Regions from separate parts of the Homo sapiens genome. Here regions 1, 2, 3, 5, 6 and 7 are each linked to region 4. Evidence: chromatin contacts called from ENCODE Hi-C or POLR2A ChIA-PET data. All regions are on one chromosome and are shown on one strand. The core of a region is the stretch at or near the end of the contact, and the rest is flanking DNA. Distances in the headings are between cores, read along the strand shown.

The links. Hi-C counts contacts between places; a loop is a spot of excess contacts on that map. ChIA-PET counts read pairs that join two places held with the same protein, here RNA polymerase II (POLR2A). Pooled maps may share reads with other maps.
Region 1: a loop to region 4 is called in a map of CD8-positive, alpha-beta T cell, with 4 times the contacts of the local background. The contact joins the promoter of SPRED2 here to the promoter of UGP2 in region 4. A Hi-C loop is called at or near these places in 5 of 168 maps with a recorded cell type or tissue (CD4-positive, alpha-beta T cell, CD8-positive, alpha-beta T cell and naive thymus-derived CD4-positive, alpha-beta T cell), 4 of 37 single-sample maps with no recorded cell type and 17 of 50 pooled maps. POLR2A ChIA-PET finds 5 or more read pairs at or near these places in 1 of 52 experiments (BJ).
Region 2: a loop to region 4 is called in a pooled map, with 15 times the contacts of the local background. The contact joins the promoter of SLC1A4 here to the promoter of UGP2 in region 4. A Hi-C loop is called at or near these places in 3 of 37 single-sample maps with no recorded cell type and 13 of 50 pooled maps. POLR2A ChIA-PET finds 5 or more read pairs at or near these places in 2 of 52 experiments (GM12878 and activated CD4-positive, alpha-beta T cell).
Region 3: a loop to region 4 is called in a map of B cell, with 21 times the contacts of the local background. The contact joins the promoter of FAM161A here to the promoter of UGP2 in region 4. A Hi-C loop is called at or near these places in 1 of 168 maps with a recorded cell type or tissue (B cell), 1 of 37 single-sample maps with no recorded cell type and 10 of 50 pooled maps.
Region 5: a loop to region 4 is called in a map of B cell, with 6 times the contacts of the local background. The contact joins the promoter of B3GNT2 here to the promoter of UGP2 in region 4. A Hi-C loop is called at or near these places in 5 of 168 maps with a recorded cell type or tissue (B cell, CD4-positive, alpha-beta memory T cell, CD8-positive, alpha-beta T cell and 1 more), 3 of 37 single-sample maps with no recorded cell type and 15 of 50 pooled maps.
Region 6: a loop to region 4 is called in a map with no recorded cell type, with 9 times the contacts of the local background. The contact joins the enhancer-like site here to the promoter of UGP2 in region 4. A Hi-C loop is called at or near these places in 1 of 37 single-sample maps with no recorded cell type and 1 of 50 pooled maps. POLR2A ChIA-PET finds 5 or more read pairs at or near these places in 1 of 52 experiments (CD8-positive, alpha-beta T cell).
Region 7: a pooled map shows a loop between it and region 4 (5-fold over the local background). The contact joins the enhancer-like site here to the promoter of UGP2 in region 4. A Hi-C loop is called at or near these places in 3 of 50 pooled maps. POLR2A ChIA-PET finds 5 or more read pairs at or near these places in 2 of 52 experiments (activated CD4-positive, alpha-beta T cell and common myeloid progenitor, CD34-positive).

What each region holds. Positions count from the first base shown.
Region 1 is chr2:65,430,449-65,434,226 of GRCh38, forward strand. It overlaps SPRED2 (sprouty related EVH1 domain containing 2), which reads right to left and starts at 2,151. Exons shown (of 6, transcript NM_181784.3): 1 at 1,514-2,151. The coding sequence starts at 1,539. RefSeq lists silencers at 494-1,003, 1,034-1,083, 1,854-2,053.
Region 2 is chr2:64,987,925-64,991,477 of GRCh38, forward strand. It overlaps SLC1A4 (solute carrier family 1 member 4), which reads left to right and starts at 1,475. Exons shown (of 8, transcript NM_003038.5): 1 at 1,475-2,246. The coding sequence starts at 1,720. RefSeq lists silencers at 785-1,484, 1,695-1,874 and an enhancer at 1,477-2,061.
Region 3 is chr2:61,851,877-61,855,516 of GRCh38, forward strand. FAM161A (FAM161 centrosomal protein A) reads right to left here and starts at 2,184. Exons shown (of 7, transcript NM_001201543.2): 1 at 1,983-2,184. The coding sequence starts at 2,165. RefSeq lists enhancers at 1,668-1,797, 1,958-2,117, 2,358-2,587, 3,328-3,377.
Region 4 is chr2:63,840,175-63,843,671 of GRCh38, forward strand. UGP2 (UDP-glucose pyrophosphorylase 2) reads left to right here and starts at 1,722. Exons shown (of 10, transcript NM_006759.4): 1 at 1,722-2,030. The coding sequence starts at 2,012. It also overlaps a transcript of WDPCP not described here. RefSeq lists enhancers at 729-908, 1,779-1,828 and a silencer at 1,369-1,678.
Region 5 is chr2:62,193,721-62,197,655 of GRCh38, forward strand. B3GNT2 (UDP-GlcNAc:betaGal beta-1,3-N-acetylglucosaminyltransferase 2) reads left to right here and starts at 2,395. Exons shown (of 2, transcript NM_006577.6): 1 at 2,395-2,635. It overlaps LOC124906013 (a long non-coding RNA gene), which reads right to left and starts at 2,293. Exons shown (of 2, transcript XR_007086336.1): 1 at 1,419-2,293; 2 at 269-1,187. RefSeq lists enhancers at 880-1,487, 2,094-2,700, 3,681-3,790 and silencers at 1,781-2,010, 2,301-2,740, 2,921-3,270.
Region 6 is chr2:62,139,869-62,143,634 of GRCh38, forward strand. No RefSeq gene overlaps it. Among named protein-coding and RNA genes, the nearest start is that of B3GNT2, 54 kb to the right of the region's middle. RefSeq lists an enhancer at 2,198-2,287. Within about 2 kb of position 1,388, at least 3 of the 41 ENCODE cell types and tissues checked have a DNase peak (open chromatin) inside an H3K27ac peak, as active enhancers do.
Region 7 is chr2:62,037,660-62,041,149 of GRCh38, forward strand. The region is part of intron 2 of COMMD1 (copper metabolism domain containing 1); the gene reads left to right. Among named protein-coding and RNA genes, the nearest start is that of COMMD1, 130 kb to the left of the region's middle. Within about 2 kb of position 1,737, at least 5 of the 41 ENCODE cell types and tissues checked have a DNase peak (open chromatin) inside an H3K27ac peak, as active enhancers do.

The DNA of each region.
Region 1 (3,778 bases), core at 901-3,400, 1.6 Mb after region 4:
TGGCAACAGCAGACGCCAAAGGATAAAGGGGGTATATTTAATAAAGTGAGTAGATTTCCTAGAGTAGGGCACAGCACTGTCACCTGCTGCAAGAGACAAGCCTCCCAGTCGCCCAGCCCTGAGTCACTTCCCCTCCCAGCACTCTTGAGGCTCAATGCCTGCGGGGGGCAAAAGACCTGGGGCCTCCGGAGCACGCCTTCCGAAGCCCACACTCCCCTGCAAAGACGCGCGCGGGGCCTCCCTCCAGGGCGCGTCCCCGCGGCTGCCAACCAGCTCTTTGCGCCCAAGCCCGCGCCGCCGCTACCTTGGCTAATGGCAGCACTGAATGAAAGGAACGGATGCAGGCTCCGGATTTATGAATGTGCAGGGGAGGAGGGGAGGGATATCATGTGACAATAAAGGAGCGCGTCTTATTCACAAAAAAAAAAAAGTGGCTGGTGGCGGGCACAGCCACTGAGCAGCAGCGGCGGCCGCCGCGCGGTGACCGCTCAAACCCCAGGCATAAGACTTGAGGCGTCGGGCCCCGCGGCCCCGCCCCCGTCGCACCCGAGACTGAAAACGCCTCAGACCAGGGAGGGAAAATGCCAAACTGGACCCCTGGACCGCGAGGCAGGAGGCAGCTGCACCTCCGCCCCGGGCTGGCGACAGTCACGGGTCCCGCGCGGGGCGGCCCAGGATCCCTCCGGCGGAGCGCCCCGAGCATTGTTCCCCTCGGGCCCGCGGGCCAGGCACAAGCCCGTGCACGCGCACCCGCGAGGACACTCACATACACACACACACACGCGCGCCCCCAGCGCGATGCCCCGCACGCCCCCGCCGCACACGCCTCGGTCCGCCCCGAGCCGCCCGACCCCGCAGGACGCGTGTGCCGGCCACAAGCGCGTGCACAGGCACTCACGCGCCGCGGGGCCCCTCGGGCGGCTCCAGCACGCCGGCCCGCGCGGGGACCCTGGCGCACCAGACCCCCGCGCAGCCCGCGCCTGTCCTCCTCTCGCTCCGCCGTGTTTTTTATGAATGAAAATGTGGTATGCAAATGAGAGCGATTCAAGAAAACGAAATGGCGGAGCCTAGGCCCCAGTGGGCTCCGGAGCGGACTGCAGGGCTCGCGGGGCGGCGGGAGTCACAAAGTCACTGTGCAAAAACCCACCAGCCCCGGGAAGCCGGAGTGGGGGTGTCAGGTCTTCCGCTCTAGCCGCCGAGGATTTCGGGGGCGGGGGAGCTGTAAGTCCTCCGAGAGGGAGCGGAGACCGCCGGGAGGTCACCCGCACGCCCTTGGCCCCCGGAGCTGCCACCAGCCCGCCGACCCTAGGCGTGCGCCCGCCAGCCCGCAGCAGTTTTTGCCCTCTCCTCACTTCAACAAGCAGGGAAGCCTCGCGTCCCAACGCCGAAAGGTCAGCGAGTCGCTGCACCCCACGCCAAGTTCACCCAATAAGCGTCCCCGCCCGCATCCTCAGCCCCGGCCCCCACGCTGCCCCTGAGGGGCACCCTCGTCCCACCCCGCGACCAAACTTACTCGTCTGGGTGTGTTTCTTCGGTCATTTTCTTGTTCACCTAGACGCCTGTCCCGCGGCGGGCAGCTTTGCTCCCTTCATCTTCCTGTCCGCTCGCCCCCCTTCTTCACATCTCCGGAGATCGCCTGATTTGGGGAGGGGGGGCGGCTAGAGATGAAGAGGGCGCCGCAGCAGAAGGGGAAGCAGGGCGCGGGATAGGGTTTGGGGGAAGGGGTGCAAAGGCAGGCTGCGCGGGGAGTGAACGCCGCAGCGCCGTGGGGAGAGGCGGGCGGAGGCTCCGGGGGCTCGGGAGCGGGCAGAGGGGGCGAGATTTGGGAAGGGGACGGCGGTGGGGGAGAGCAGGAGAAAAACAAGCGCGCCTCGGAGCGGCAGGGACTGCTGCGAGGAGGAGGAGAGCGCCGGCCGCGGGTGGGGGGGCTCAGTCCGGGGTCGCCCCCGGGGGGCCGGGCCAATCACGGTTCCGGGGAGCGGTCGGCGGCCGGGGGAGGTGCGCCTGGGAGGCGGTGCAGGGCGCCCCGTCCGAGCCCCATCTCTCGACTCCACCGATTTACTCCATATTGGATTCTCACCGCCGCCAACAGGAGGAGGAAGTAGGGCGGAAGCGATGACGTCTTCCCAGCGGCCAGAGGTGGTGGAGTGCAAAAAGCTTCCTACTTGCGACCGAAAAAAAGGGAGAAGAAAAAAAAAAAAACTTTGTCCCGCCTACTGAGCACGCCCCGCTTCCTCTCCCCCTCCCTCCTGGCTTCCACTCCCGGGGGAGCCGCGGAGCCGAGTTGTTTGCTTGCGCCGCGACCGTCTGGCTCCGAATCCTCCTTGATTAGGGCTCCGGGTTTTAGGAAGCCCGAGAGGAGGGAGGAGGCGGGAGCGGAGGACTCGTACACATCTGGCTCCCGTTTTTGCCCCCTCCCTCCTTCCAAACACCAAGATTAAAAATCGGGGGGTTGGGCGGGGGCAGAGATGGGAAACTCAAGGGAGGGGAGGGAGTAAAACAGCTGAAGAGGTGCTCAGGCTCAGAGGCACAACTACCCCCACCGCGGGGTGGGAAGGTAGGGGCGGCGCAGGTGCCAGGGGCTGGCTTCTCCAGCCCAACCCAACCAGAGAGGGGAGGGGGTTCGACTTTGCCAAGGTTCTGAAAGGCAGAGGCTTTTCCGTTTCACGTGAATCTTGTGATTTTTTTTCTTTTTTGTCTCAATAGAGGAATGGATTTTTGTTTTGTTTTGTTTTGAGATGGAGTCTCGCTCTGTCCTCAGGCTGGAGTGCAGTGGCGCGATCTAGGCTCACTGCAACCTCCACCTCCTGGGTTCAAGTGATTCTCCTGCCTCAGCCTCCCGAGTAGCTGCGACTACAGGCGCGCGCCACCACGCCCAGCTAATTTTTGTATTTTTAGTAGGGAGGGGGTTTCATCATGTTGGCCAGGATGGTCTCGATTTCTTGACCTCGTGATCCGCCTGCCTCGGCATCCCAAAGTGCTGGGATTATAGGCATGGGCCACCGCACCCGGCCAAGGAACGGATGTTTTTAAGAATCATTACTCATGCAAAGAAAAAGGTCAACCCAGCACAGCCCAGAAACGTTTGCATTTCCGTAGAAATTATGGAATTTCTCGCGTTAAGAAGCAGCCCCGGCCGGGCGCGGTGGCACACGCCTGTAATCCCAGCACTTTGGAAGGCCGAGGCGGGCAGATCACCTGAGGTCGGGAGTTCGAGACCAGCCTGACCAACATGGTGAAACATCGTCTGTACTAAAAATACAGAATTAGCCGGGCGTGGTGGCGCGTGCCTGTAATCCCAGCTACTCGGGAGCTGAGGCAGGAGAATCGCTTGACCCCAGGAGGTGAAGGTGGCGGTGAGCCAAGATTGTGCCACTGCACCCCAGCCTGGGCAACAAGAGCAAAACTCCATCTCAAAAAAAAAAAAAAAGAAGAAGAAAGAAAGAAAGAAAAAGAAACAAGAGACATAGTCCCTATCCCTTGCTGCTCTCCAAACACAGTAGACTTTTCCATCCTCTTGAATGTCCATGGGACAATCCAGATACGATGTTAACTAAATAGCAACCACTGAACAGGTTAAGAGATTAAATATTTGCCTCAGGCTGGGCGCAGTGGCTCATGCCTGTAATCCCAGCACTTTGGGAGGCTGAGGTGGGCGGATCACCTGAGGTCAGGCGTTTGAGACCAGCCTGGCCAACATGGCAAAACCCTGTCTCTACTAAAAATATAAAAATTAGTTGGGTGTGGTGGTGGGCACCCATAATCCCAGCTACTCAGT
Region 2 (3,553 bases), core at 225-2,724, 1.1 Mb after region 4:
ATAAGCCCAGGAACTGGGAGACCAGCCTGGGCAACATAGCGAGACCTTGTCCCAGAAAGAGAGGAAAGAAAGGAAAGAAAGGGAAAGAAGGAAAGAAGGAAGGAAGGGAGGGAGGGAGGGAGGGGGGGAGGAAGGAAGGAAGGAAGGAAGGAAGGAAGGAAGGAAGGAAGGAAGGAAAAAGAAAAAACAAAAGACCACCCACGGAAGTCTTTAAAGAACAATTCACAAGCAGAATAAAAAAATATAAAAATATAATAACTGTGATACAGTAAAAAGACTCAGCAGAAGTTTCCCTTGTAACTCGCGTGGCCAAAGCAGATATCAAATAAAAGATGAAATAAACAGGAAATCCATAGAACGTGAACAATAAGGAACCGTTCAGGATGGCCAAACCGCCGTCTGCGCTGTTTTCTCGCCAGGGCTCAGGCCTGGGAACGGAAGAGGTTAAAATCCAGTGGCTTGTGTTTCAGCTTTGGTTACGTGGCAGAAACCAACTGGAAGTGGTGGCGTGAGAGCTCTGTTTCTTCTAGAAGAGCTTTGCGTCTTAAACGCCCATACCGCAGACAGCTGCCTGGCGGGCGACCCAGCCCCATCCTGATGGCCCCAGGACACAAGCCCAGGAGCGCCCCGGTGCGCGCGGTTCCGCGGCCCAGGGGCGCCGGGTTTGGTGGCACAGCGAGCCCCCTTTCTCTAGCGGTATGGCTGCGTTAGAGCCCTAATGAGCGCGTGCGAAGGCTCCCCTTATTCATCCATCCTCCGGTCCGTCCTTTGTCTCAAGGCCGGGGCCTTGCTGGGCACCATGGCGTGCTTTACCGCACAAGCCCCTGAGGACCCCTGGAAGAAGGGATCTTCCGCAGGAGGGGACGCGACGGCAGGACCGCCCCGGGCCCCCTCACCGCGCCCGGCCCCCTGGCGGGAGAGGCCGGCGAGCTCTGGAGAGGAGCGCGGGCCGCGCGGGGCGAAAGCGCCACCCGGGAGAGAGGGATCCTCCCCTCTCCTCCTCTCTTCTCCCCTCCCCTCCCTCCCCTCCCACAGTCCTCAGGAGGAGGAACGCCGCTGCGTTCTAAGTTCTCCCGGGCCCTCTGGCCCCGAGGACTCAGATCCCGGCCGCGGGAGAGGGCCCGGCAGGTGCCAAGGAGCCCGGGCGGTCCTTCAGCCCGCACTTCCCCGCGGTCGCCCGGAGCCGGCCTCCGTTAGCCGGGCGGGTAGGCGGCTATTGGCGCCAGGATTGGCCGGCGCCGCCCGCGCCCCCGCGGCCTCGGGTGGAGCCTCCCGCCCGGCCGCCCCCTGCGGCACCCGCGACACGGGTGGGGACCAGAGGCTCCCGGCGGCGGCTCCCGGCGGCGGCTCCCGGGCTGTGATTGGCCAGCGCCACAGGGGGCGGGACGGCGGGCGTGAAGTGAGCGGGCTGGGGCCGCTGGCGCGCCCTCCTACTTCCCCGTCTGCGTCCGCGTTCGCGGCTCCCGTTTGCATCATCTCCAGCCGGCGGCTGCTCCAGGGAGGCTGGGCGCGATCCTCTCCGCCCGCGGCTCCAACCCGCACTCTGCGCCTCTCCTCGCCTTTCTCGCACCTGCTCCTGCGCCAGGCCCGGAGACCCCCGGGGCGGCTTCCCAGAACCTGCGGAGCACAACTGGCCGACCGACCCATTCATTGGGAACCCCGTCTTTTGCCAGAGCCCACGTCCCCTGCCACCTCTAGCTCGGAGCGGCGTGTAGCGCCATGGAGAAGAGCAACGAGACCAACGGCTACCTTGACAGCGCTCAGGCGGGGCCTGCGGCCGGGCCCGGAGCTCCGGGGACCGCGGCGGGACGCGCACGGCGTTGCGCGGGCTTCCTGCGGCGCCAAGCGCTGGTGCTGCTCACCGTGTCCGGGGTGCTGGCGGGCGCGGGCCTGGGCGCGGCGTTGCGCGGGCTCAGCCTGAGCCGCACGCAGGTCACCTACCTGGCCTTCCCCGGCGAGATGCTGCTCCGCATGCTGCGCATGATCATCCTGCCGCTGGTGGTCTGCAGCCTGGTGTCGGGCGCCGCCTCGCTCGATGCCAGCTGCCTCGGGCGTCTGGGCGGCATCGCTGTCGCCTACTTTGGCCTCACCACACTGAGTGCCTCGGCGCTCGCCGTGGCCTTGGCGTTCATCATCAAGCCAGGATCCGGTGCGCAGACCCTTCAGTCCAGCGACCTGGGGCTGGAGGACTCGGGGCCTCCTCCTGTCCCCAAAGAGACGGTGGACTCTTTCCTCGACCTGGCCAGGTAACACTCTCCACCTCTCCCAGGGCCCAGTGGGAGACGCCAGTTCTCGGATGCCCTCCAGTTCATACACCCATATGCTTATACACTCCTAAGAGTTAATTCTTAGCTGGCTGCTGGTGGCGTTTAACGTTTTAAAAATATCAAAATGACGTCTGGAGTTTTTGCGTGCTGACCACACCTTTGCAAACAGCTGGGGCGCACCGCACAATCGAAAGAGCAGGGCCGCATCTTTGAGCAAGAACCAGTCCCCACCGTTAGGTGGGCGTTTGTTAGGGAAGAGCCAGCCGCCCCGCCTGTTCTTTACTCCTTATACTCTCGCGCTGCTCTCCCCGGTAAAAATGTTCCGACCACGCCCCAGTGGCTTCGCCTCATTTTCTCCCACATGGTGCCTAAAAGCTTCTGGGAGCATTGGTTAAGTTTTGCCTCTTGGGTCATCCGGCTTGCAATCTATGGCCTTCTCTGTTACAGTCCTTGGCTGCGAAGGAAGCTGGCAATTTTCTGCAGTTATCAGTGGACCCACGGATAATAGGGCTGGGGTTAGTTGAGTGAGACATATTGCCCAGAAATATGCCTCTCCTGAGGGCTTGGGGCTTGGGACAGGTTGCTGTCCACCCCAGTAAAGACCACGGCAGAGTGCTGTGTTTCAAAGGCCTTTCTTTGTGCGAAAGTGTGAGTTCTAGAGGGGAGGGAGAGAAGCATCTTCACTTAGTTTTGCCTGCTTTTTGCAATTCTTAGAAGTTGCATTTCATCCTTTGAGATGATGTAGTATCCTTTCTGTGACTTATCCAAAACCTTGGTCTCTCCTGGTTTCTCCATTAGCCCAAAGTTCACAAATGGGGAAACTGCAGCCCGGAGGCATTTACTGATCTAACCAGGTTCAGTTGAGTGAGGAGTCCAGCTGGCTCCTTCTCCAGATTTCTGATGATTTTGGATTCTGAGCCTTGGAGTTATTAATATATTTTGTCTTGAGTTATTGAGGCAAAGCTCCTCATTGCTGAGGTTGTGAAAAACAGCAAACCCTGGGCAAAGTGACTTGCCTTTCCAACTGTTTCCATTTCTCCTTCTGGAAAATGTGATGGCTGTCTGCACTTAAGAGAGAGATTGTTCACTTAAAACAACAAAAATCTAGGACATCCGTATTTAAAAACAAACAAACAACAACAAAAAAAAACCACTCATGAGGGAGACCAAAAGTTCTTGCCAAAAGGGCAGATAGTGGTGGCCTATTAGGACTTTTAAGGGGATCACAGCTTTTTTTTTTTTTTTTTTTTTTTAAAGTCTGGGTCTTGCTCTTTTGCCCAGACTGG
Region 3 (3,640 bases), core at 934-3,433, 2.0 Mb before region 4:
ATTGTGATGGGTGGTTCTCAAATCAATCTTGTGGGTTAGGTATAATATTTGACTTTACTACATTTTATAGATAATAAGGTTAAGGCAAATTAACCTTTAAAAATCAAGATGGAGACCCAAGCCAACCAGTGAAGAAAGCAGAGCCTATTTCCTGCACTCTTCCTGCCTTCTTAATGCCTCTTCCCCCAGCCTGTGCCCCCTGGCTATCAGGCCCACTGTGGCAGCTTACCCAGCTTTACTTTTGGATCCCTCATGTGTGGTGGTCTCAGAACAGTACCAAACTCTTAAGACTTGGCTTCCTTTTTTTTTTTGTAGGATCCTGTCCTTTCCAAACTAGATTATTGTATAAACTGATCCCTCCTAAGGTAATAACAGTTTCTAACACAAATTTGCAGTTTAACAGGGCACTGTGGAAGCATATCTGCAACTTAGAAGTGACTGACTCCTTTACCACAGCAAGCCAAAGTTGAGTTTAATCTTTGGGAAGGCACACAAATGACACTCCCACTGGCAACTCATTTACATAGATTGCTCTTTAGAGGAGACACACATTCTTTCATTTGGTTCTCATAGAGCTGAGATGGGAAAAAAGAGACAATTATTATAGTTATTTTACAGATAAGGAAACTGAGGTTTAAGGAAATTATGTCCTAACACCACCTAGGAAGTGGCAGGGAATGGATCCTAATACAGAACTCTTCAATCCTTTTTCTCCATCACGTTGCCTTGTTGCCTACTGAAAATTGTGTTGAGGGGTAGCTTCATCATGAACAAAATCGGTCCTAGCACTCTGATCCTGGTTCATGTTCAGGGTCTCAGTCTGCCTTACTCTGGATAACTTCAAGTTGTTTGTCTGTTGGTGAAAGATTGGTCACAAAAGGTGTTGCTAAAGATGTTCTCATTAACAATTTTACTGTAGATTAAAGAGATCAGAATTCCAAAATATCCAGTGATTTCAGTTAGTCCTCAATCATAAGTTTGGTGTCTGAGAAGCTTTGGACACATGGTATTAGGAAATTTTTTCTATCTGCAGATTGCTAGTTTAAATTCAAGATTCCCATCTTTTTTTTTTTTTTTTTTTTTTGAGACTGGGTCTGAGATCTCAGCTCACTGCAACCCTCACCTCCCAAGTTCAAGCGATTCTCCTGCCTCAGCCTTCCGAGTAACTAGGATTACAGGGGCGCACCACCACGCCCGGCTAAATTTTGTATTTTTAGTACAGACGGGGTTTCACCATGTTGGTCAGGCTGGTCTCGAACTCCTGACCTCGTAACCCGCCCACCTCGGCCTCCCAAAGTGCTGGGATTATAGGCACGAGCCACCGCGCCCGGCCAAGATTCCCATCTTTTAAGTGAATTGAGCAGATGGCAGACCCTGCCCTCTACCTGCTGGACTGGTGTCCACAACAGATTTAACAATGAAAACTGATCAGTGAAAAGGCCGTCTCGCTGTACCCTAAAGAGCTGTTTAGGAAACACTGAAACCTCAGTGATTTGCTTATCTGTATCCGTGTCTGATTTAGCCAGTGAACACGTGATGGTTTTAAACACACATCTTTAGAGCACTATGTTGAGATCCGCTTATAACCAAGATCTTAAGGTAATAACGAAACACACCTGACAGAACAGTTTTCCTCAAATTACTATATATAGCCAGATATATCTCTATATATCCATTCCCGAGATGCTGGAGAGTAGAGAGTAAAATTCTATACTTTGCACTTGCCAGAAGCAGAGTAACATAAATGTTGTCTAGGAAGCTTTTACAACAGACTGGTGAAAATTAAAACACTTTTCAACGCCTCGATTTAGAGTAATTTTCGTGAGCGTAGAGAAGGGGCTGGGCCAGGACCACCAAGTAGGGACTATGTGCACAGGGACCCGCGTTTACCAGCCTGCCCTCAGCTGGGCGGGGAACCGGACAGCCCTCAGCCTGCACCCAGCCCATGCGAGGTCCCAGCCCAAGTCCCGCCCCAGTATTACCGATGCCCCAGCGGGCTGAGCCACTTTCTCCTCCTCTTCGTCCTCCAAGATCGCCTCCGCTGCCGCCAGGGCCTTTAAGGGGTCTTCGCGTTCGTACTGGGCGACCCGCGCTCCAGTGATGGGATTTACCGGGGTCTGGAGACTGGAGGCCACCAGCTTCGCCACTCGGTGGGAGGTGGCCATCGCCCCGCCTCCGAGGCCTGAGCGCCTGCGCTGGCCCGGGACGGGAAAGCTGGTGCGGCCCCTGGCAACCCGGGGGCGCCTAGCTAGGGAGCCGGTTGCTATGGGCGCCGTAACTGGGGACGCTACAGGAGCCGCCAGGGACCAAAAGTCACGCAAAATCCACTCAGGCTGCCAGAGACCCGAGTCGGGTGCTTACTGGATCATGGCAGTCAGTACCGAGTCTGTTGGCTGGTTCCGAAGGTTGGCAGGCTGAACAGGGCACTTATTCCACTCCTTTGCGTCTAACCGCCTGAACGCAGACTTCTCACATTATACAATGAAACAACTGCTTTTGTGAAGAAAAGAACGCTTTTTTATTAACTGCAATAACATGTTAGAAGGAGACAGTTGATGGAGGAGACGGCGGCGGCGGAGGAAAGCAGGGCGTGTTACTGGGTGGCGGTCTCAGAAGAGTGACAAGGTTGGCGTCCCGCTACCTAACATGTCTCCCGCGGGGGCCAGAGTGGGAAGGAGGGCGGTACATTCTACTCTGATTGACTTGAGGGCTAGCAGGAATCCACCAATCAGAAGGAGGCTCCCAGTTGTCCCTCTCGCTTTTTTCTTGACATGACCAATAAAAGCCCAGAGTTGGGTGGCGCCTGACCCTCCCACTAATGAGTGATAGTGCAGGTATTGTAAACCTGGCGTTTGCTTTGGGTTCTTCAGCTTGAGAGTGACAGGATTGAACGGCACAAGTGCCCAAGAGTCACCACAGACACATCCATCTCCCTCATCCGTATCTTCTCTTCCCACTCGGGATTTGGACGCATCAAATGGCGCCTTCCCTCTGCACCACGTGGCAGTAAGAGAAGCCAAACCTCAAAATAGCGGACGTGGTGCAGTCTCAGACATCTGCTCCCTGAGCCCCTGCTTACTGAGGCCGAGGCTGCCGCCCCCTATCTACTCCCTATCTACCCCCTCTCTATCCTTTGCCCTCCTCCTGCTCCCCAGCCCTACGACCGGCCCCCTCCGGTCAGTATTTTCCTCGTTATGCGCTGCACATCGTCGAGAACCCGTCTCTAAGGTCTGAGCCCTTACCAAACCTTTGTTCTCCTGTCTGGGTGTGAGCACCTACAAAGTCTCCTACGTCCCCACTTCCTTCAGGCTGCTCTTGGTTTTAGCTGAACAGTTGCTTCCCATGCTGGAACAGATGCTGACTGGGTTCTAAGCAGAAGCCAGAGCCAGAACCATGAGATATGCACCGCCAGGTGTGGCCAAGTTTCCAGGGGAGCAATTTCCAGTCAGACACGGCAGCCAGTTTTGTGGCTACAAAACTGCCTCAGCCTCCGGAGTAGCTGGGATTACAGGCGCACTCCCGGGAGGCGGAGGTTGCAGTGAGCCGGGATGGCGCCACTGCACTCCAGCCTGGGCAATAAAGCAAGACTCCGTCTCACCACCACCACCACCAACAAAAGTATTGATAAGGAATTATAGCA
Region 4 (3,497 bases), core at 472-2,971:
TGCAAAGTCTGAAATGCACTCGCTGCCAGGCACACTGAGTCTTAGATGCAGGTGGGGTTGACGGTACCAGGTGTGATTTGACAAGCCGTGGGCTGGCCCTGTAACAGTCCCCAGGCTAGTGTCAAGTTCCGTGTAACATCCTCTTTCCTTGAGGACTTCAAGAATCTACCAAAAGAAAAGCATCTCTTGAGGAGTAACTTAGGCCAGTTCCACGTTGAAGAGAAAAGTAAACGCCTATCACAGCAGCTCTACAGGATTAGGAACCGGGGCAATGGGGATGGTGGTGGTTCCGGTGAGGGAGCCTTCACTTGTCACTTTCTTCAATGCCTAAACCCTCCTTTTGTTAGCTGGCCCACACAGGCCAATGCCTACTCCCTAACGCATCCTCACCCTCCCCCAACCAGATGTGATGAGGGGAGCAAGCGTCCCCTGAGAAGCGTCTGGGCTCCCTCGGGGCAGCTGCGGTGGGGAGCTCCGGCTCTATCCGCAGGGCTTTCTTTAGTCCCTAGTCAGCGGGAATATTTTTACTGATTGGAAAAATAACCAGTCGTGCTCAGGTGCTCTCCCTCACTGAGATATACTGGCGAGGCTTCCCTGGCCGCAACGCCGCCGTAAGTGCTGCTCCCACGCGCGGTATCCCCGCGTACTGCTCAGTGCCCAACTCCGACGGGCTCTCAAGTGCCGCAACGCCCCGCCCCTTGCCACCTCCACACGTCTCATTGGCCAGAGCCTGCGTCCGCCTCGGCTCCTGACTGGCGGCTGCGCCTGTCGGTCCGTGCGGCAGGGACATTTCCGCATTGAAGGGGCTGCTCCGAATGGAGGGGGAGGGGAGGTGTTTAGGAGAAAGTAGGGGCTGTGGGTGTCGGGAGCCGGCTGACGGGTGGACAAGGGGGGGTTAGCAGCTGGGCTGCGACCGTTAGGGAGGGGCTCAAGGTGTGCATGTGTGAGGGAAGAGAGAGAGAGAGAAGGGCGCCTCAGAGGTGACTTTCAGCCTGCGAGCCTTCTTCCCGGGGCGCCATAAACGCCCCCAATTTCCCAGCTGCTAAAGGAAGAGGAAGGTGGGTCTCGCTGGCGGCTTGAGGAGGGGCGGGGTTGGGCTTCCGGCGACCCCCTGGATGAGTGTGTTTCCCGCTCTCGCTGGCCCGCTGTGTGGTCTCGGAGGCGGAATTTGGGCTTCTGAGGAGCGCAGGGCAGGCGGGGCGAGAATATGTACGGGAAGGGTCGGTGCCCTCCCTTGGGACTCCCGCGCCGGTGCACGGGTCTGCCTCTAGCCGGTGACCCCTTAGTGTCCGCTGCGGGGGAGGGGCAGCGTAGCCTTCGGCCCCTACCGAGAAAAAGCTGCGGCCGGGTTTCACTGCTCGAGGCGGGAAGGCGGGGAGCTGAGGCCCCGACCGGTCGGCCAGCCAGAGCGTGGAATTGGTAGCGCCTCCTAGTCCCAGGATGTTTATGGCTGGTGAAAATGGTTGCACTGCCCCCGCTGGCCGGCCTCGCCCGCCTCCCCGACCCCTGCTTGGGCGGGAGCCGCTGTTAACCGGGGTTTTCGGGGGAGGCGTTTGGGGCCTGGACGGCGGCGCGGGGAGGGGGCAGCTAGGGGCGCGGCCTGCCAGTGCCTCCTGCAGTACAGCCCTGGAGGGCGTGGGGACTTGGGGGCGGTGAAATAGCCGCTGTAGGTCCGCCTCTTTCATTGAAGAAATTTAAGTTCGTGTGGTTTTACCTTTTCCGGGAGTCTCCAGCTGGCCCTCATTTGTGTCCGGAGCTCAGGAGTTCCCAAACCGACTCAGTCGCACCAAGTTTCCGTCTTTTGGAATTGGGGAAGGAGTTTCTTTCTTTCTTTTCTTTTTTCTTGAGCCAGTTTTAATCGCTTTGAATAAATACTCCCTTAAGTAGTTAAATATAGGAGGAGAAAGAATACATCGGTTGTTAAAGCAGGAGAGGAAGAGAGACCTGCCCTGTAGCGTGACTCCTCTAGAAAAAAAAAAAAAAAGCCGGAGTATTTTACTAAGCCCCTAAAATGTCGAGATTTGTACAAGGTAAGAAATGCTGCTGCTTATATCCCGAGTTGCTTCAGGCAAATTTGGGTACTGACAGTGGAGAGGTTGGTGGGTGGTTTGGAAGTGGAAATGTTCATTTGAGATAACATTTGCGAAACCCTTTTCGTTGAATTGTCATCTGAGCTGCCTTGAGCTGCTGGGTTGACGTTCCAGACGCGTATAATTTATGCTCCTGTACCCTGCTGGGTTTAGTTTTGCCTCCCTGAAATCAGGTTAGTAGTACCGTCGCTTTCCTGGATAGTGGCTGTAAGTGATAAAACAGGATTTTTGGCTGCTAATTAATCCTTGTTCTCTTTTCCTGGTCTGTGTCAAGGTACCTGTGCGTGCACGCAGACGGGAAGGGCTGGGGAAGCGGGAGGACTGAGAAAAGCCGGGTGGGTTTTGCCGGGACTGTTGGGGAAGCTTTAGTGTTCTCCGCTTCTACTTCGTTTGTGTGTACGTGGTTTGCGTCTCAGATTCACTTATTGCGAAACTGGGAGTAGCCCGAAGAAGCTGGAGGTCATTTCAGCTGGAGAAATGACTTTGCTGCATTGCTGTGTTTATTTTTTCCTTTTTTGAACTATGAAAAGATGATTAAGGTTCCTTTGAAGTTTGAAAACTGCTCTCTAAATTCCACATGTGTATTTAAAAAGGGTTAGGGAATGCCTCAACTGAGATTATCAGTAACGTGTATATGAATGCATGTGTGTACGGTGTACTCACTGAAATTGGTGCTGGCATAAACCTTTGACACCAGTTTGTAGCATGAGATTTGCCTTCTGGTATGCAAGTAAACTCTTTCCTTGTAGACTCCAGTGTGTGAAAGCTTCAGCCATCTTGATGAACACACAGCTAGTAAAGTTCACAAACACTTATTATGCTTCCTGATAAATGTAGGTGTACTTTTGGAAAAAAAAAGTTGTGTCAGTAATGGCCATCATTTGACCCTGGGAATAAAAATGCCCTACTGAGTTCTACATCGCTTTATTAACTCTTCTTTAAATTTTGTGTAGTAGATTAAAGTAAGAGAATTCGACTGCCTGTGTTATTATCGAAACAGATCGAACGCTATGCTTGCCTTTAGCGCTAAGCTCAGAAATGTCACTTGTTATTAGACTTTCAAATTCATGTTATACCTTATATGTGGTAAGAGATGCTTATGTTCTGATTGAGTAAATGTCTTATTCAAGAATAGAAAGGCAGAACTGTTAGAAACGTACTGGTTTTGTAATAACAATATTCAGTTACCATAAAGGCGGTATTTTGCAAGAATATGCTAGGTAAAAGTGGACAAGTTACTTCTCTTTAAAAGTTAGAAATATTAATAAACCCAAGGTGTTCCATGTAGAGTTATGCTTTAGAATAGGTTGCAGAATTGGCAAGCATTGACTGATTTCACAGCCTTTGCTGTAATGCCAACTTGTCCTCAGAAGATTCAAAATCAAGTGGTAAGAGTTGCTGTGTATG
Region 5 (3,935 bases), core at 1,145-3,644, 1.6 Mb before region 4:
GTGCCTGGCCTAAGAATACCCTTATTTTTAAATTTCATGGCCTGGGCAGCCTTGGGCAGCGAGGGACACAAGCTTAATTTCCTAGTTGGTTGCCAGCTGACATTGTAGCAGCTCCTTTACTATAAACTCCTTGGCTGGCCGTTCTTGCAAGCATGTCTGTGGCTACAGGGAGTGCATTTAAAGGGAAGACACATATGCATGGAAACAATATACCAATCTGATGGCACAGAAAATCTTCCTTAGATGTCCGCTTTGTCTCAACACTGCATTTAAATATCAGACAGCAGCCTAGAGATATCTTTATTTAAACCCAGGAACATGGACTCAATATTATTTTGATACAGAATGAAGACATAGACTTCATTTATTAATTTATACTCCCTAGAGTTCTTTTTTTTTTTTTGAGACAGAGTCTCACTCTGTCACCCAGGCTGGAGTACAGTGGCACGATTTCGGCTTACTGCAACCTCCGCCTCCCTGAGTTCGGCGATTGTCCTGCCTCAGCCTCCCAAGTGGCTGGGATTACAGGTACATGTCACCATTAATTTTTGTATTTTTAGTAGAAACAGGGTTTCACCATGTTGGCCAGACAGGTCTCGAACTCCTGACCTTGTGATCCACCCGCCTCGGCCTCCCAAAGTGCTGGGATTACAGGCGTGAGCCACCGCGCCCGGCCTCTACTTCCTAGAGTTCTTAGAGAATTTCTAGCTTCTGTTTCTTTAAACATGTTTTATTAGCTTTCTAAATTATGAAAGTAAATACAACTGGAAAAATACAAAATCCAAAGTCAAGGGAGTAAAAAAATGTAACTCCCTTGTTTCCCCTCCCCGCGTAACCGTGGTTAACAGTCGGTGTGCACCCTTACAGATGTTTTTTCTATGAAAATACAAACATTCGACTTGTTTCTTGGACTTTACCTCGCAGTCCGAGGAGAATCATGTGAACAGCATGAAAGCAGCATGGTCCGAAGACTGCAAACCATAACATTTCCATATCTACTGACTCTGAATTCCTGTTTCTAGAGGACCCGCACCCACGTGGCTCTGTGCATCCGCAGCAACTTGGTCTTTCTTCCTTTGCTGAGTTTGGTTAAGGGAAAGGGCCGATTATTGAGTGGGCTCAGTTCACAGGTGCCTGAAATTCCTACTTAGCAATGTTCCTTTCCAGCTGATTCCGCCTCCGAGAGCCTTAGGAAAAAATGCTAACAGTTAGGAGCGAAGCGTCCTTAATTGCTCAGTCCAATTATCTAGATGGGTCCAGGTTCGGTTTCGATTCAGAGATAAGGACCAGGGGGCGGGGACGCTTCCAGGTGAGCCCCTGGTTAGGCTTGCCTCCCCGCGGAGCGCACGCGGGTCTCGCTGGCTGGACTGGGCCTTTCAAGACCAGGTAACTTCTCCATCCGGTATCGCCAGGCTTACCTGGGGGCCTCAGAATTGTGTCAGCTGCGTCTCTGAGTCACCTTGGAACCCCTCGAAGGAGCGCGGGGCTAGGAGGGCGCATCGGTGGGCCCGGGGACCCCGCTGCTAGGTGTGGTTGGCGCCAAGGCCGCCTCTGGCCGGCGGAGCCCTGCAGTGTCCGGAGGGTGCGGTCAGAGTCCGGCCCTTTAGGCCTTGCCTCGGTATCCGCCTTGCCCCTTGGGCCGCGGCACGGGTTCGGGCCGAGCGCCCGGCATCTTGCGTTTCTGGCTTCCTGAGACGGGCGTGGGACCTCGAGGAAACCACTCTGCATGACCCCACGAAGAGAACTAAGGACCACCCCCCACCCTTCCTGTCCTGGACGGCTTCATAAGCCAGAGGATCCAGTGGCAGTACCAAGCAGGGCACCACTCTGGGTCGTGAGCACCTAAGAGGTGGAGCAAAGGTCAGACCCCAGGGTGGCCCAGGCCTCCCTCCCCCGCCTCCCCGGCGGGGCCATTCCTCACCCGCCCCAGCACTGGAGGGGGCGGCCGGGGTCGGTCTAGTTCCGGTTACAAACTGGACAGAAAAGGCCACTGGAGTCTCGCTAGGCGATGCGCCTAGTCCCCTAGCCTCAGACGAACCGCAAGAGGGGCCACCCACAACTGGAGGGGCGGAGGCTGGAGCTGAGTTTCATTAGTGTTTTTGGAGCTGCCAGGCATTTCCAGGGGGGTCGCCTTCCTAGAGGCCCCCTTTCCCCAGCTTAACCCTCGGCTTTGCAGGAGGGTGCGTGGGGGCTGGAGGGTCCCTGGAAGCCGCAGGGAGCGCGGGCCCGGGTGGGTCCTGGTACCGGGTGGGGAGAGCGGAACCCTCCCAAAACTTGGGGCGCGGGGCGGGGCCGTCGGGCGGTGACGTGAGGGGCGGGGCCGGGCCCCATTGGCGGGCGGGCAGGGGAGGGGCGGGGCCGGGCGCCCGCGGCGGCTGCTGCGCCTGGAACCGGAGCCTGGAGTGAGGCGCAGCGGCAGCGGCAGCAGCGGCAACAAGTGCCGGAGGCTAGCAGAGCCAAGCCGGAGCAGTCCCTGCCGCCGACACCGCCGGGCCGCCCGTCCGGGGCGCCGCGCATGGAGCGTGAGCTGCGGCGGTCGCCGGGCTGAGCCGCGCGGAGCGGCCGGGACGTGGATGTGGCCGCGATCTCCCGCCCTTGCCCCCGCCCCGCCGAGCTGGAGCTGCTCCCGGACAAGGTAGGGCCCGGGCGCCGAGCACCCCCGCCGGCTCCCTCCCCGCTGCCCTCTCACCGCCAGGCCCCTCTACCAGTCCCCTTCCGCCTCCCTGCTTCCCGGCCCCACCTTCCGGACACCCTGCTACCCCCGCCCGGTTCCTCGCCGGTTCCGGCTTCGTACCCGCGCCCCGGTGGAGGAAGCCGTCCCTAGGTGGCTCCTGCCGCATTTAAGCCTCCCTTACCTTCCCGCCGTCCCAGCCACCCAACCTCAGCCCAGAGGGAGAGGAGAGGGACACCGCCCGCTGCGGGGCTTTGGAACCTCCCAACCCATTCCGTGCCCACCTCGCCCTGGAGCCCGGGGACCTTCCCCCTCCTCGCTGCACCCCAACTTCCGGGGGATCCGGCGCCGGGGCGATGCGGGCTTTGGCAAGGGGCATCTGGGGCCGGGCCTCCTCATCCGGGGCGCGCGGGCATTTCGGGGAGGGGGGCGCGCGTGATTCCTCGCTCGCACCCCCGCACCCCACCCTCGCACTGCGCCGGCCTCCCGTGCCGCATGGGGAGATCAGGTGTTTTGTGAGCCAAAGAGCCGCCGGCAGCCGCTCCCCACCCCCCACCCCCAACCTCTGCCACTTCTGTCTCCGGCTCCCCCAAAACTGGTTTCTGCCAAACTTAGGGAAAACCTTTCGCTTTGACCTTTTAAAAAAAATATTCCACACTGTTTGCGTTGAATGATTAACCAGGCTGCTAGCCCGAGTCGTGGGGGTGGGGTGGGGCGGGGTGGGGTGGGTGCTGCCAGGCCAGGGAGCGCCTGAAGCCGGACTCTACGAGACACCCCTCGTGGGAAGGTGGGCGTGGGGGGCCCTGCCGGGGCTGCGGGCGCGGGACTGGCGGCTACTCCAGCACGGCAGGCGGACCCTTCTGGAGGCAATAAACCGAGTCACCCGGTTAATTTCCAGGCCACGGTATTTGAAACTCGGGGCTGGGGAGCCGCAGAACTCCCTGTACCCCCATCAAGTAGAGGAGCCGTCGGGAGACTCCCCACAAGTGTCACAGCGTCAAAGCTCATCTTTAAAAATATGTACATTTATAACCTGGGTTGGCGAGGCGGCGCTCTTCTGCCCAAAACGTAGGGGTGGTTAGTTTGTAGAGTGGGCTTAGCTCACAGGTGCCTGAGCTGTATCCCCGTGGCCGCCTCAGCCACCCCAACTTCTCAGAAAGATTGTTTAGAACAATTAAACTATATTCTTTTGCCCTTCTCTTGTTGGAACCCTACCGTAATATCCGATAGCGAAGCCAGTTGGTGAATATAGAATTCTACTTGT
Region 6 (3,766 bases), core at 138-2,637, 1.7 Mb before region 4:
CCTCCCAAAGTGCTGGGATTACAGGTGTGAGCCACCATGCCCAGCCTTTTATTTATTTATTTATTTTTGAGAAGGAGTCTCACTCTGTCGCCCAGGGTGGAGTGCAGTGGTGCAATCTCTGCTCACTGCAACCTCTGCCTCCCAGGTTCAAGCGATTCTCCTGTGTCAGCCTCCCGAGTAGCTGGGATTACAGGCATGCGCCACCGCACCCAGCTAATTTTTATATTTTTAGTAGAGACGTGGTTTCACCATGTTGGCCAGGCTGGTCTCAAACTCCTGACCTTCGGTGATCCACCCACCTCGGCCTCCCAAAGTGCTGGGATGACAGGCATGAGCCGCTGCACCCAGCCTCAAAGTGTATAGTAAATATCTAAACAAATGAAAGGGACAAGATATAGAAGGAATCTTAGGATCAGCTGAGAGATAATTGAATACTTTCCTAAAAGAACACAATACTGGAAGGGATGGGGCTTTGTGGGACAATTGCTATTTTGAATTCTTAGGTGTCCAACTTTACAACCAAGGTTTACAAATATTTTAAATGGTGATTTAGTCAGCAGAAGGGAAGACTCAAATAGAACATAATTAGCTTAAGCTTACCTCTAGTTGTAGAGTATACAGGTTTTGACCTCAAAATTTGAAAAATCGCAATTTTTATCTAAGTGCAATCAAGTTTTCCTTATTTGGGGATGGCCATAATTGTCTCTCATGGCAACTCAACTGTATGCAACATTGAACCATCCTTTGTTGCAAAGGAACCTGCCTGGGCCTGCTTCCTGTTAGATAAATGGTCCCAACTGGCATAACTTACAAGTTTGGTACATAAACTATCTGATTACAATACTAACGCTATACGTGAGCAGGTAGTAAAATATGGGCATTTACATCATTTATTCACCAAGAACTGTAATTAGGCATTTTCTTTCTCTTTTATTATATTTTAAAATTTAATATAGAGACAGGGTCTCACGCTGTCCCCCAAGCTAGAGTGCAATGGTGCAACCATTATTCACTGCAGCCTGAACTCCTGGGCTCAAGTGATCTTCCCACCTCAGCACCACCACGCCTGTCTTGTTTCTGTTTTACATGCTCTTGGCTAGTTTCTGTTTCCCACTGGTGTTAGGGTTTTAACTTCTGTTGATTCACAGGATGCAGGTGGGGGAGAGATGGCAAGGGGGAAAATATGAATTTGATTACTCAAGTGGAACAAGGTGAAACCATTAGTTTAAAATAATTTTAGGCTGAAAAATTAAAATCATTAAATTATTTCCTTCATGCTGTTATTACACTGTTTTTGTATTAAAGAAGTAAGCATAAATATGAGGATTGTATATTATTTCTATTCTGGCTATTTTTAGAATCATGGCTAAGAATTGGCATGGATCTCAGAATGACTGATTTGGAGGCTTTAGCATCTGGTCAAAAATGAGGAAACATCTGGACAGACAGGGCAGAAGATTTGTACAAGGCCGTGGTCAGGAAGGAATTTCAGGTCTACTGTCTTCCATCTCTACATTCTACCTTTTAGACCCTTCAAAAGAATAAGTGCTTATTTCAAAAATCTGTGTCCTTGCTCATGTGTTTAAATAATGACAGTTCCTGTAGTGAGGATTTTTGTATGCAGATGTGACCTAAGACTAGGTCCAACGTCACTTACATCCTGCATCCATGTTAGACCTGTCTCTGTGCTTCAGGTTGCTGTCACTCTTTGTAGAGCCTGATGCTGTTTGTGATGACCTTGGCCTCACTTTCCACTCAGTGCCACCCTTCTCTGGGTGCAGTGTGCAAAATGAGTAAGTTGGCTGCCACATGGGGCTTCCAGGCTGTCCACAGTACCCAGATAGCCAGCACATTATTCTCATCCTAGCTGGACAACCATTGACCCAAGCTTGGGTCTCGGGTTCTTGGTGACAAGTTGTTATAAATGGAGAACCGATACCGGGGCACGGTGGCTCACGCCTATAATCCAAGCACTTTGGGAGGCTGAGGCGGGCGGATTGCTTGAACTCAGGAGTTCAAGGCCAGCCTGGGCAACATAGGGAGACCCTGTCTCTACTACTAATAAAAAAATTAGCCAGGCATGGTGGTGCATGCCTGTGATCCCAACTACTCAGGAGGCTGAACTTGGAGGTCGAGTCTGCAGTGAGGCTGTGTTTGTGCCACTGCACTCCATCCTAGGTGACAGAGCAAGACCCCCTCTCAGAAATTAAATAAATAAATAAAAATTTTTGAAATGGAGAACTGAGAAAAGGAACACTAATGCAGTTGTGTTCCCATGGAAGATAGTCAAACAAAGCTAAACATAGCTGGAGTAAGAGAACCAGTGGCTGCTAACAGACGTGGAACTGTGCAACTGAACTAACCCCAAGGCTTACTCCCTCCCTGGGGAGTTGAGGCCAGAAACATTTTCTGTAGCATCTGTGGCAGAGCTGTGGGGCCTTTCTGGCTCAACTGGGAAGGAAGGTGACGGCTGTTGTTCTTCAAGGAATCGCTTTCCTGCCTCCTGAAGGGAATCACCAGGGCCTAGATTCTGGAAAGGGAAGGGAAAGTGGAGAACACAAAAAGGAAACGTTTTCTTGTTCTCCCATGAGATTCATGTGCATGTCCCCAAGCAGATTGCCAGAGGAAATGAAGGTTCTTTAAAAATAATAAATAAATAAATTCTGGCCCAGCACAGTGGCTCACACTTGTAACCCAGCACTTTGGGAGGCTGAAGCAGGAGGACCACTTGAGCCCCGGAGTTAGAAACCAGCCTGGGCAACATAGCAAGACCCTGTCTCTACAAAAATGTTGAACAATTAGCTGGGTGTGGTGCACACAGCTGTAGTTCCAGCTACTCAGGAGGCTGAGATGGGAGGATTACTTGAGCCCAGGAGTTCAAGACCATCCTGGGCATGATGGTGAGACCTCATCTCAATTTAAAGAAAAAAAAAATCCCTCCCATGCCTGTAATTCCAGCACTTTGGGAGGCTGAAGTGGGTGAATTGTTTGAGCTCAGGAGTTCAAGACCAGTCTGGACAACATGGCAAAATCCTGTCTCTACAAAAAATTAGCGAGGCGTGATGGTGCACGCCTGTAGTCCCAGCTACTTGGGGAGCTGAGGTGGGAAGATCAATCGAGCCCAGGAGGTCAAGGCTGCAGTGAGCCGAGATCATGCCACTGCACTCCAGCCTGGGTGACCTTGTCTCAAAAAAAAAAACCCACCAAAATCCCTCCCTTAAAACAGAGTTCAGTGACGGTTGTCACTCTGTGCAAAAATGAACTTGCCCAGTGGGTTTATATTTACTATCAACCAATATCAGCCTATGAATAGCAGAAAAAGGCAAGTAAGGCCATGTAACATTTCATTTTTTCCTGGAGCCCCAGGCTGACCCTGGTTTGGCTGGCCAGGGTGGGACTAAAGGTGAGGCTCCAAATCATCTGGGTACAGGCGGACCACATAGACCAAGAAAGTGCCTTTCAAACTGCCACATTTGTAATCCTAGCTACTCAGGAGGCTGAGGCAGGAGGATCCTTGAGCCCAGGAGTTCAAGACCATCCTGGGCAACATATTGAGACCCCATCTTGAATGAATGAATGGTGCCTTTCCCCAGACTTCCTTTGAATTGAAAGAAAACAAGTCACTTCATAAGTTACTTTATGAACCATTAAAACTGGATACAGCCATTTGCTGGGTGGCGTACCACCGCTTCAAATATCACTTATAGGGAATTTAGGGAAAAATCTTTTCCCCTAATATCAGGAAGTTTAAAAATAAGTAACCAGA
Region 7 (3,490 bases), core at 487-2,986, 1.8 Mb before region 4:
CATCATGGGGGAGGGAGAAGCCAACTGAAATATACATGGCTCTGGCCCTAATAGCCATTTTAGTTGGAGGAGCTCCAGTTTTATCTGTTAAATTAGTGGGATTCTACAAAAAATTAGTTTGAAAGAAGATTCTGGGGGTAAAATAAAATTTGAAACCACTGGATTAGTAGAAAGATCTAGGAGTTAGAAGACTTATGTTCCAGTTTTGGCTGTCACATTAACTAGTTTTGTACTGTTAGATAAGTCACTTAACATATTTTTCTCAGTTTTTCACATATAAAACAGAACTAATTCGGTCTGCCTCACAGAGTTGTCCTTGGATAGTGGTCTTAAAAACTGGTGAATCAGTCTGGGCATGGTGGCTCACTCCTGTAATCCCAGCACTTTGAGAGGCCGAGATGGGAGGATCACCTGAGGTTAGGAGTTCAAGACCAGCCTGGCCAACATGGTGAAACCCCATCTCTACTAAAAATACAAAACTAGTCGGGCGTGGTGGCATGCACCTGTAATCCCAGCTACTTGGGAGGCTAAGGCAGGAGAATTGCTTGAATCCAGGAGGCGGAGGTTGCAGTCAGCCGAGATGGCGCCATTGCACTCCAGCCTGGGTGACGGAGTGAGACTCTGTCTCAAACAGCAACAGCAACAAACAACAACAACAACAAAAATAACCAAAAAACGATGAATCAAAATGTATTAAGTAATGAAGATATTGTTAATAATAGCAGCAATACTCCAATAACTGAGAAATTGAAAATGGCTTTGAATTTTGTTGTAGAATTTATCACAATAACGTATGGCTTTCTTTTTTCCAATTTTCTGTTATCTAGGCATGATTGTTTCTTTTTTAAATGTTTTATTTTTTGATATTTTATTTTTTATCATTTATTTATTTATTTATTTATTTTTGAGACGGAGTCTTGCTCTGTTGCCCAGGCTGGAGTACAGTGGCACGATCTTGGCTTATTGCAACCTCAGCCTCCTGGATTCAAGCAAATTCTCATGCCTCAGCTTCCCAAGTAGCTGGACTTACAGGCATACATCACCACGCCTGGCTAATTTTTGTATTGTTAGTAGAGCCGGGGTTTCACCATGTTGCCCAGGCTGATCTTGAACTCCTGACCTCAAGTGATTTGCCTGCCTTGGCTTCCCAAAGTGCTAAGATTACAGGTGTGAGGCATCACTCCTAGCCTGTTTCCTTATTTTTTTAATGTTAGATTTGTTGGCCACCTTCCTTAAAATTTCATTTCTAATGAAAGACAGTTTATGTATACTCATATACACAGCATATATAGTTGTGTGTATGTATTTTGAAAAACTTATATTGATTTTCTTTTACAGTTTCTAAGAACGTAAGTAGATAAATGAAGCTTAATTTGGAGAAAACTTTAACTTTCTCTGCCATTCCCAAGAGAAATCAAGCTCAGAATGCTTGCATTTATTTCCAGCCTTTGAAGGGCCAGAAAATTGTGCCTGAAAATTGGGTTAGCACATTTTCTGAATCTGACTGCTGTTAAGTTACTCTGTAGTTGGGTTGGATGCTATTTCCTGTCTTCTTTCCTTCAAGCAGAGAATATGCACTTCACATTTTTTAAGGAAACCATTCCTAGCTTGTATATTCATTTACATTCTACATCTTATGATTGCAAGGATACACATAAAGAGTAGGTCTTATTCAGAAAAGTCCTGGCAGTTGTCCCAGCCTTAAAGAGAACAAGCCTGTGCTCTTCCCTTTTACCTGATGGAATATCACTATGGCCTTTCTTTGAGGAGTTGATTAGCAAACTTGACTCAGAGAGGAAGTGAGAATAGCACATTGTGGTTAGGTGGTGCTGGCTGATTTTCTAGCTCTTGCACAGCATATGCCTCTTAAATATCAGGGGGAGTAAGCTGCTCTTGCATCATACCACCATGGTTGGATAGCCCAAGTTGCAATTTCAAGTATTGCTGGCCAGTTTCTGGTACGTAGTTATGGAAATATAGGAAAGCACAATTCTGTCTGACGAAGGAACATATATATCTGCTTGTGGAGTATTAAGTGTGAGATATGCCAGGTAGTATTTTCTATCTTTTGGAAGTTAAGAAAATTAAATACCTGAAAAGAAGTGTTCTTTTTTCTTATTTAAAGCTCTTTCTACTAAACACAAATATCCTTAGAACCAAGAATTCCATAGGAACTATGAAACCTAACTGGTCAAGTATTTTCTGGCATAGTAACATGTAGTTTTATTGCCCAAAGGCCCTCCTGGGAAAAATTTATATAGCTAGCAATCCCTTTGATAATCATACCAATAGCCATTTGTTAAGAGTACCGCTTAGCTGGGCACGGTGGCTTATGCCTGTAATCCCAGCACTTTGGGAGGCCAAGACTTGGGGGATTGCGTGAGGCCAGGAATTTGAGATTAGCCTAGTCAACATAGAGACCCTGTCTACAAAAATTACAATAATTAGCTGGGCATGGTGGCATGTACCTGTAGTCCCAGCTACTTGGGAGGCTGAGGTGGGAGGATTACTTGAGCCTAGGGAGTTGAGGCTGTAGTTGGCCATGATTGCATCACTGGCACTCCAGCCTACGTGACAGAGTGAGACTCTGTCTCAAAAAATAAAAATAGAAAAAGTACCTATTATATGCCAGTTCTTAAAAAATGTATTTTAAGGTAAATAAATGAAGACAAAGGTCATACAAGTTAGTAGCAGGGCCAGAGGGTTGAGTACAATTCTCCCTGGTGTAAAACTCATTTTCTTTCCCTATGTTCTCAGTGAAAAATCATTTATAAAATATATCTTTTACTTTTCAGAGTATAGTTTCTCTTGAAAACAATTTATGTGAAGTGAAACCTACTTGTATTTTTCATGGTGAAATTAGACATAATATCCCTAAAAATGAAAACCCAAAAGACAAAATATTTCAGGAAGAAAATTAAGGTTGGAGTTCTTGGAATTATATATCACCAAGATCAATTTGCCTTGCTTGAGGATTTTAGTATACACCTGTCAGTTTACTTTTTGGTTGTGTCATAGTCTTTAGTACAGGAATTTTTCTTTGCCCCCTTCCCCCCTCCCTTTTATTTTTGGAGACAGTCTTGCTCTGTCACCCAAGCTAGAGTGCAGTGGCGCGATCTCGACTCACTGCAACTTCTGCCTCCTGGGTTCAAGCAGTTCTCGTGCTTCAGCCTCTTGAGTAGCTGGGATTATAGGTGTGCACCACCACACCTGGCTAGTTTTTGTACTTTTAGTAGAGATGGGGTTTTGCCATGTTGGCCAGGCTGGTCTCAAACTCCTGGCCTCAAGTGGCCTGCCCACCTTGCCTCCCAAAGTGCTGGGATTACAGACATGAGCCACTGTGCCTGGCCTTTTTCTTGCCCATTGGTCACTGTTTTCCTCTTCACACTGCTGTACTCTACCCCCAGAACATTACGAGGATCTTATCAGTCCATGCCACCAGAAACTTTGCTCTTCCTCTAGATATTCATGACTTATACAGGAATGCAAT